2 separate regions of the Homo sapiens genome follow, and region 2 is linked to region 1. A link is an interaction called in ENCODE POLR2A ChIA-PET data of the cell type or tissue named here. Cell type or tissue: PC-9. All regions are shown on one strand. Links, peaks and the distances in the headings refer to the core of each region. The heading gives the core; the rest is flanking DNA. Region 1 overlaps SWAP70 (switching B cell complex subunit SWAP70). Region 2 overlaps WEE1 (WEE1 G2 checkpoint kinase).

Evidence for each region. ChIA-PET counts read pairs that join two places held together with the same protein. Peaks named below come from ENCODE experiments on the same cell type or tissue, not always from the same donor. Only the 100,000 strongest peaks of a DNase experiment are listed, where the experiment ranks them.
Region 2: POLR2A ChIA-PET joins it to region 1 with 10 read pairs; 4 of 35 experiments call an interaction of 5 or more read pairs at or near these places.

What each region holds. Positions count from the first base shown.
Region 1 is chr11:9,727,151-9,731,555 of GRCh38, reverse strand. SWAP70 (switching B cell complex subunit SWAP70) reads right to left here. Exons shown (of 12, transcript NM_015055.4): 5 at 3,357-3,503; 6 at 2,105-2,213. Among named protein-coding and RNA genes, the nearest start is that of SBF2-AS1, 29 kb to the left of the region's middle. In PC-9, for the core only: no CTCF peak of the experiment used is centred there; no DNase peak of the experiment used is centred there.
Region 2 is chr11:9,589,118-9,593,522 of GRCh38, reverse strand. It overlaps WEE1 (WEE1 G2 checkpoint kinase), which reads right to left. Exons shown (of 11, transcript NM_003390.4): 11 at 3,538-4,405. Among named protein-coding and RNA genes, the nearest start is that of WEE1, 18 kb to the right of the region's middle. In PC-9, for the core only: no CTCF peak of the experiment used is centred there; no DNase peak of the experiment used is centred there; H3K27ac peaks cover 364 bases.

The DNA of each region.
Region 1 (4,405 bases), core at 336-4,335:
TGCAGCTAAACCATAACTTATTCAACCATTTCCCTATTAATAGATAGCTAGATTGTTTGCAATCTATGTCATTTTGAAAAATGTGTGAGTATATCTGTCATTATCTATTTTCTAATCCTCACCACAACCCTGGGAAGAATGCACTATTATTATCCCCACTCCACAGAAGAGAAAAGCAGTTACAGAATTTATAACTCAACCCAAGAGACCCAGGAAAGAGCATTCAAACCAGGTGCATTTGCCTCGAACTCTTAAACCACATCAAAAATGACTACATTCTCCAATATAACATAATTTTATCTACGTCTAAGAATATAATATTCAGAATCTCCTTTCAGGATTTTTTTTAAAAAGCCCTCTTGTATTGCATTTTATTCTTTACCAATTTTGGAATAATGGAACACTTTAAAGTTATTCATTCACTACGGAGCCATAAAAAAGAACAAAATCATGTCTTCTGCAGCAACATGGATGCAGCTAGAGGCCACTATGCTAAGCAAATTAACGCAGAACAGAAAACCAAATAATGAATGTTCTCACTAATAAGTGGGAGCTAAAAACTGGGTACTCATGGACATAAAAGTGGCAACAGCAGACACTAGGGACTACTGGGACGGGAGGTAGAGACGGGGGAAGAGGTTGGAAAACTCTAGCTGTTGGGTACAATGCTCACTTCCTGGGTGATAGATTCAATCATACCCCAAACTTCGGCATTACACATATACCCATGTAACAGACCTGCACATGTACCCCTGAATCTAAAATAAAAGTTGAAATTTTTTTTAAAGGTTATTAATTCAAAAGTTTGTGTTCCTGAGTTACCCAAAACTAGTGATTTCTTGTGGAAGTAATGGATCTTGAAAATCACTTGAAGTATTAAAAAACTATTGCATAATTCCTCTTTTCTTTTACATATTACCTCAAGCTCAAGATGGCCACTTTAAAATTCTTCACAGTCCTTAAAAGGGAAAATTCTATATTCTTCAAATAATAAGAATAAGTAAAACCTAAAATCTCTAAGATATGGAATCAACCCAGGTGTCCACCAACAGTTGTAGTGTGTGCATACACACATATACCTTGGAATACTATTCAGTCATAAAAAAAGAATGAAATAATGTCTTTTGCAGCAATATGGATAGAACTGGAGGCTATTATCTTGAAGTATTTCTTGAAATAACCCATAAACAGAACATAAAATACATGTTCTTTTTTTTTTTTTTTTTTTAAGTAGAGACGGGGTTTCACCGTGTTAGCCAGGATGGTCTCGATCTCCCAACTTCATGATCCACCCGCCTCTGCCTCCCAAAGTGCTGGGATTATAGGCATGAGCCACCGCACTCGGCCTACATGTTCTTATTTATAAGTGGGAACTAAAATATGTGTACACATGGACATACAGCAAGGAATAATAGACATTGGAGACTCAGAAATGTGGGAAGGCAGGAGGCCGGCAAGGGATGAGAAATTACCTAACAGCAACTATGCGAGTGATGATTACACTAAAAGCCCAGATTTCATCACTACACAATATATCACTGTAGCAGAACTATACTTGCAACCCCAAAATCTATTTAAAAAGTAAATCTCCCATTTATAATTTACCCAAAGTTCATTATGCAAATAAAACTAATGAAAACTTTGAGAGCGCATCTTAATTTGTTTTTCTCTCAGCTACTGTATCACATGCAGAAAATAACTACAATGAGGAAGTAACGCCTTAGCATCCTTCATGAGATTCAAAACTAGAAAGTCAGAGCTCTCGGCCAGGCGTAGTGGCTCACGCCTGTAATCCCAGCACTTTGGGAGGCCAAGGCAGGTGGATCACAAGGTCAGGAGATTGAGACCAGCGTGACCAACATGGTGAAACCCCGTCTCTACTAAAATTACAAAAACATTAGCTGGGCGTGGTGGCTATAGTCCCAGCTACTCTGGAGGCTGAGACAGGATAATTGCTTGAACCCAGGAGGTGGAGGTTGCAGTAAGCCAAGATAGCACCACTGCACTACAGCCCGGGCAACAGAGCAAGACTCCGTCTCAGAAAAAAAAAAGAAAGTCAGAGCTTTCAAGTTATATCATGGCAAATAATAAAAAATCACCTTACCTTGAATCCACTCCTGTTTCTTCTTCTTATCTGAAGCACTGATTTCAAAAGTCTTATCAAAACATTTTACGAGAAAAAGGCATTTCTTTCCATCTTTGTCAGGCAAGGACTAAAACAGAAAGCAAAATTAGTTCCTCAAAATTTTAAGTATTTAAATGAAATTCAATTTGAATTATTTATAAAAATGAGCTGAAACTTAATGTCAATGAAAAATACCTATAAATTCATATTACTGATTTACTAATGCTGTTTCCTAAGCACATTACTTATGGTAAAAATGACCCCAGTTGGTATACTACATCTAGACTGGTAAAACTATAAACACCTGATAGGATGCCATGCATTGGGATTTCCTGAGTATAGCAGCTCTTATCCTGAGCACCTCCCTTGCAGGAATCCTGGAAGGTACATCTGTGATGATGTTACAAGAGGTATTAACTCCTATGGGATATGAAGCACCTAAGCCAGGGTGATTCCTACATCTGCTTAATGTGGCTTTCTCTTCTTGCACTTGGAATGTTGTGGCTGGCAACCCGTGGTTTCTGTCCTATATGTTTATGAGTAAACTGGCCTTTGGTAACCTTGTAGATCTCCATGTTTAGTTAAATCTAAGCAGACTCCTTCATGGGCATCACACATCTCAAGACATTATTATTCACTAAAATACATTATAGTTTATGTGTGAGATTTCAGGTATTTAAATGTTCTTCAACACATACAGACACGGGGACAGTTCATATAAAAATTAAAAACTCAAAAATTTATGTTCTTGAGAATTTCACTTCTTTAAAGAATTAGTACCTATGAATAAAGTGTCCTGAAAGTCACCCAAAGTATTCAAAGACAATGCTTACATCTTCTTTTATTTCTTGCACTCAAAATGTCCCAGATTTTCTGGCATATTCTTTATTCCAAATATTGTCTTACTGAACTTTTTTTTACTTTATTATCTCTTTTATGACTCCATTTTATTCAATAAATGATTCCTTAAATGTTCCAATAAATGATTTAATCCTTATACTTTATTCACGAGTAGAAGGTTGAAAATAAATTCACATTAGAAAAAAATTTTGTCAGCTATGTTTAATTTTTGGTTCAGAAACCATGGCAACTGCATGCCTATATTATTTTGGAAATGTAAATTTGGGGATTATTTTAAGGTTCTAGAGTCTAGGTGGAAGAAGGTGAGAAGCTACTTCAGCATCAGGGGGCAGCACGGGGTAATCATGCAAAGAAGTAAGAGTAGACTCACCTCTACACAGCAATTTTCATCCAAGAGAATGTCTCCTTTCTTATCCTTCAGATCCTCACTCACATAGTAAGAAATTATGTTGGGTTTTAGTACAAACCATCTTTCAGTCCAGTTTTTCCGTCTGTGGCCCTTTTTCATCATGTAACCCTGTGAAAGATTAAATGTGATATAAATTATTGTCTTTTTATTTGTAAGAGCTGACATCTCTTCCTTGATATACTTGCCTACTCCATTATTTGATATATGATCCTGAAAACATGAACACCAATTGTTCTTGGATCCTCTGAGAATCTATGGAGGGGCATTACACCTAGTCATGCAAGCATAACCAGACAAAAATTTGCATATAATTTCAGACACTTCAGAGACAACCCCTCCCCAAAGTGATATGCAGACAATAGAATCCCCTTGACATTAAGTAGCATTTGAGATTTCTAAAAAATCATTATCTTTTAGAGATACCTATTGAAATATTTATAAACAAAATAAAATACCTGAGATTTGCTTCAAAATAATACAGGAGAGGTAAAAGTAGGTGGGGTAGGATTAGCCACATGGTGGTGGTTACTGGAGCTGGTTGATGCATATGTGGGAGTTCATTATACTGGTCTATTCCACTTAAAAAGAAAGAATGAACCCCTAACAATGATTCTCTGTAAATTAAAACCTCGATCAGGCCTGATGCAGTGGCTCATGCCTGTAATCCCAGCACTTTGGGAGGCCAAGGCAGGAGGATCGCTTGAGGCCAGGAGTTCAAGATCAGTGTGGGCAACATAGTGAGACTTCATTTCTACAAAAAAAAAATTTTTTTTTAGGAGTGTCGCTCTGTCGCCCAGGCTGGAGTGCAGTGGGTGCAATCTCGGCTCACTGCAACCTCTCTGCCTCCTAGGTTCAAATGATTCTCCTGCCTCAGCCTCCTGAGTAGCTGGGACTACAAGCGCATGCCACCATGCCTGGCTAATTTTTGAATTTTTAATAGAGATGGGGTTTCAACATGTTGGCCAGATGGTCTCAAGCTCCTGACCTCGTGATCCGCCCACCTCAGCCTC
Region 2 (4,405 bases), core at 276-4,275, 140 kb after region 1:
TTGGAATTCCAGGCCTGGAAACCTATTTCATGCCACAACTATGTCAAAAATCAGAACAAGTATATGCTCTTCAAAATGTTTATTAACCATATAAAACTAAACAATGTGAACTGTGATGTAAATGTTCCTTTGAGGTATTTTTCTTCATGGGCTGGACTGGCCGAAGTTTCTTTGACTCTTAGTTTAATGAAGTTTGGACACAACATGCCATCTTTTCCTGGTGAATCTTCCTAGGGCATACATAGATATTTTTCCTTACTCCAGAGACCTTTGAATTTGCACTGAAAATTAGGGTCATCTGCCACAAAGGAAAAAAAAAGTTCAGTAATGTTCAGATGAATGCCTCTCAAAAGTTTTTGAATGCTAAATGTTGGGAGAGGGACAGTTGCAATGACGTCTTATTCTTCCATTTTTATAAAAATCTACTTTGCTGAGCTTCCGAGAAATGTCTAGCAATATTATCAGTTTGCAAGAGAAATTTCTAGATTCACTTACTCTGCAGTGTCTCTCAGTTTCAGTGATGCTTTTTACAGTTATACAAATACCTTCAAAAATACTGAATGAGGCAGTTGCCTCCAGATTCCTAGTTCCAGGCTTCACTTAAGATTTACATAATATCCAAAACACTTCCAAAATTCTTTTTTGATCTATCCTCCTTGTTGATTGCTTTAATTGGCCTTTGCAAATTTCACAAATAAAGATACCTTAAGAAAGCAACAAATTCTGTAGCAAGCCGACTCAGAAAAAAAAATGCAACAATTTATTTGCTCTGTTGGTCAAAAGTCAGTGAGATGCTTTGTAAAGATGAATTGGGGAAGAAGGAAAATTACTCTATTGTCAGGATGCTGCTGCTTAAGAACTGGGAGACAGCCTGGAGCATCCCAGGACAGTTGGCATTAAACCTAGCTCTTATGAACTTTTAAAAAAATGCCATAGTTTTTTTGTTTGTTTGTTTTTTGTTTTTTATTGAGACAGAGTTTCACTCGAGTTGCCCAGGCTGGAGTACAATGGCACGATCTCGGCTCACTGCAACCTCCCCCTCACGGGTTCAAGCAATTCTCCTGCCTCAGCCTCCCGAGTAGCTGGGATTACAGGCATGGGCCACCATGCCCAGCTAGTTTTGTATTTTTAGTAGAGACGGGGTTTCTCCATGTTGGTCAGGCTGGTCTCAAACTCCTGAACTCAGGTGATCCGCCCGCCTCGGCCTCCCAAAGTGCTGGGATTACAGGTGTGAGCCACCGTGCCCGGATTTTTTTTTTTTTTTTTTTTTTGAGAAGGAGTCTCGCTCTGTTGCCCAGGCTGGAGTGCGGTGGTGTGTTCTCAGCTCACTGCAACATCCACCTCCCGAGTTCAAGCAATTCTCTGCCTCAGCCTCCCAAGTAGCTGGAATTACAGGTATGCACCACCACGCCTGGCTAATTTTCATAGTTTTAGTAGAGATGGGGTTTTGCCATCTTGGCCAGGCTAGTCTTGAACTCCTGACCTCGTGATCCGCCCACCTTAGCCTCCCAAAGTGCTGGGATTACAGGCTCGAGCCACCGCGCCTGGCCTCAAAAAAATGCCATAGTTTCTTGACTTCCGGAACAAAGCGGAGTGAAAATCAAAGCTTGATAATGGACTCTTCAAAATACATTAGTTCATTAATTAAAGCCTACTGCTCTTGTATTCTTGGCAGGATAAAGTTAAGGCAAAAGTTTCAATTTGCAGTCAATCACAATATGTAATACCTCCTACCCAACCGCATAGTCAACATTTAAAATTTTTCTACCTTACCAAAGTCAGCTTTCCAAAAAAGAAAACTTTTATCGATGGCGAATACCTGTCTCAAATAGTAACATACCCCTGCATTTTAGTTAAGTTTTCTGGAAAAATCTTCAATGCTTCAATCTTACCAACAAACAGAAACTGTTCAAAGTTTCAAACTGTTCAAAGAAAATCCCTATCCTCTTATTTTCTATCCACAGCAAGGTCCTAGTTCAGGCCCTCCTTTCTTGTACGGTGATTATTATACAATAATCTTGAAACTAGTCTGAACATAATTCCCTGGATCTATTCTCCAATCTACCACCAGTATCTTCATAAGGTACATATAGTCTTTTGAACCTTCATTCTACCTTGCACAATCCCTCCAGCATTAGCATTTATTACATTTTATTGTCATTATATATTTACAAAAGTCTCCTCTATTTTATCCTGATTTCCTAGTGGGCAAAACCAAATTCTTACTGGTCTTTGGTCTACTACATAGTCAGCACATAGCACTCAACAAAAGTACCTTTAGTTAAATGAGTCTAACTCTCCTATCAGCTTTTAGATGGCCTAAGAATTCCCTCTTCAAACACCAGATATCAGTTTTCCTTCTTAATCCAATATTCTTATGTGAAAATTTTACTGCAAATATTGATGAAAAACACCTGAGTGTGTCTTTGAAGCTAGTGCACTGGAAAAATGCACCTTAGTGACTTAAAATGATCATAAATTAACACCATTATATATATATATATATACATACATACTTTTTTTTTTTTTTTAAGAGACAGGCTCTTACTCTGTAACCCAGGCTGGAATGCAATGGCGGCATCGTAGGTTACTGGGATTATCGGTGCAAGCCACAGCACCCAGCCCAATTATTGTGATCTTTTTATAGCTTTGTCATCAGTAGCTACTAAAAGGTGTGAGTTGCATGCTCCAGTTCCTATGGCTTTTTAGGTTTTATCACCCATACTCACCGGCTTTTATATCTAATTCTCCTGTCTGCACCAATTCATCTCACACCTCTAAATTTTAAGATACCATAGACTAGAAAGCTAATATAATCAAGTTTGTTAGAAATATTTATGGCAGAGGTTGGACATGATTACACACACTCATAGTCCCAGTTACTCCAGAGGCAAGAGGATCTCTTGGGCTCAGGGGCTCAAGACCAGCCTAAGCAACAATGAGACTCCATCTCTGGTTCTAATCAACATCAGAAAACGATGCCATAGAAATAACATTATCACTTCAATTTGCACTCAATTCTTTTTTGTTTTTTGTAGAGATAGGGTCTCACTGTGTTGCCCAGGTTGGTCTCAAACTCCTGGCCCCAAGCAATCCTCCTGCCTTGGCCTCCCAAAGTGGTGGGGATTACAGGCGTGAGCCAAGACGCCTGGCCTCAAATCTTAAAACCCAGCCTAGTTTAGTGAGAATTAAAATCCTCCCCACTTTAAGGGCCAGGCGCCTGTAATCCCAGCACTTTGGGAGGCCAAGGCAGGCAGATCACCTGAGGTCAGGAGTTCGAGACCAGCCTGGCCAACTTAGTGAAACCCCGTCTCTACTAAAAATACAAAAAATTAGCTGGGTGTGGTGGTGCATGCCTGCAGTCCCAGCTACACAGGAGGCTGAGGCAGGAGAATCGCTTGATCCCAGGGGGCGGAGGTTGCATTGAGCCGAGATCGCGCCACTGTACTCCAGCCTGGGTAACAGAGCAAGACTCCATCTTAAAAACAAAAACAAAACCTCCCCACTTTAAAGTTTTCTGTGACTCAGTACAAATCAGAAAGTTATGAATCATATTATATTCACTTAATAATTTGAAGATATTTTAAATTACATCATGCTACATTTCTAGCAAGTCACATGCATAACATGCAATGTGATATTCATATTCAATCAAAATGTGCCCTCTGCTTTTATAATAGTACATTATACACACTATACATTTTATAGTATAGCAATAATAGAGATAAAATATTAGAAAACAGGCATCACAAGGATTTAGACAATTAAGGTAAGCTCAGAGTGACTTTTAATATGCCAATCAATGTTAATAAAACACAAGTCAAAGACAAGTGCAAACATGTTTTAGACCAAAATTAATGAGAAAACAAACAGACAATTTTTTTCAACATCTGTTAGCCAGTATTATTAGTCAAATGGCTAATCACAGATAAAATATATTTTGTGAAAAACTTGGAATGTCAGAAGTCATTCTGGCATTTCAAACAGCTATGTACAGTATCACGAAGATCGGTTTATATACACAAATATTGAAGAGAAAAACCGGGCAAAACATTTAAAAACAGACTAATAATACAATCAAGTATAAAACTTAGGGGGAGACATTTAAAAAGAGTCCGGGAAGGACATTACCAGAACAAGTTACAAAACCAGTAATTATTATACTACATTAATACAGCATTCCAAAGGAGGGAAAGGGTGCATTTTTCCAATGCACTAGCTTCAAAGTTCAAAGGAAAAAAAAAAAAAGGCAAATAGCTGCTTTTCATCAAAAGCAGCTATACATTTCACATAATTGTTTCAAAAAGAAGACCTATTAACAACAATGATTGTTTAATGCTACAAGTTTACAGCAAAGACAAAACTAAAATAGCAGCAAATTCACAAGGCAATACCTCCACAGAAT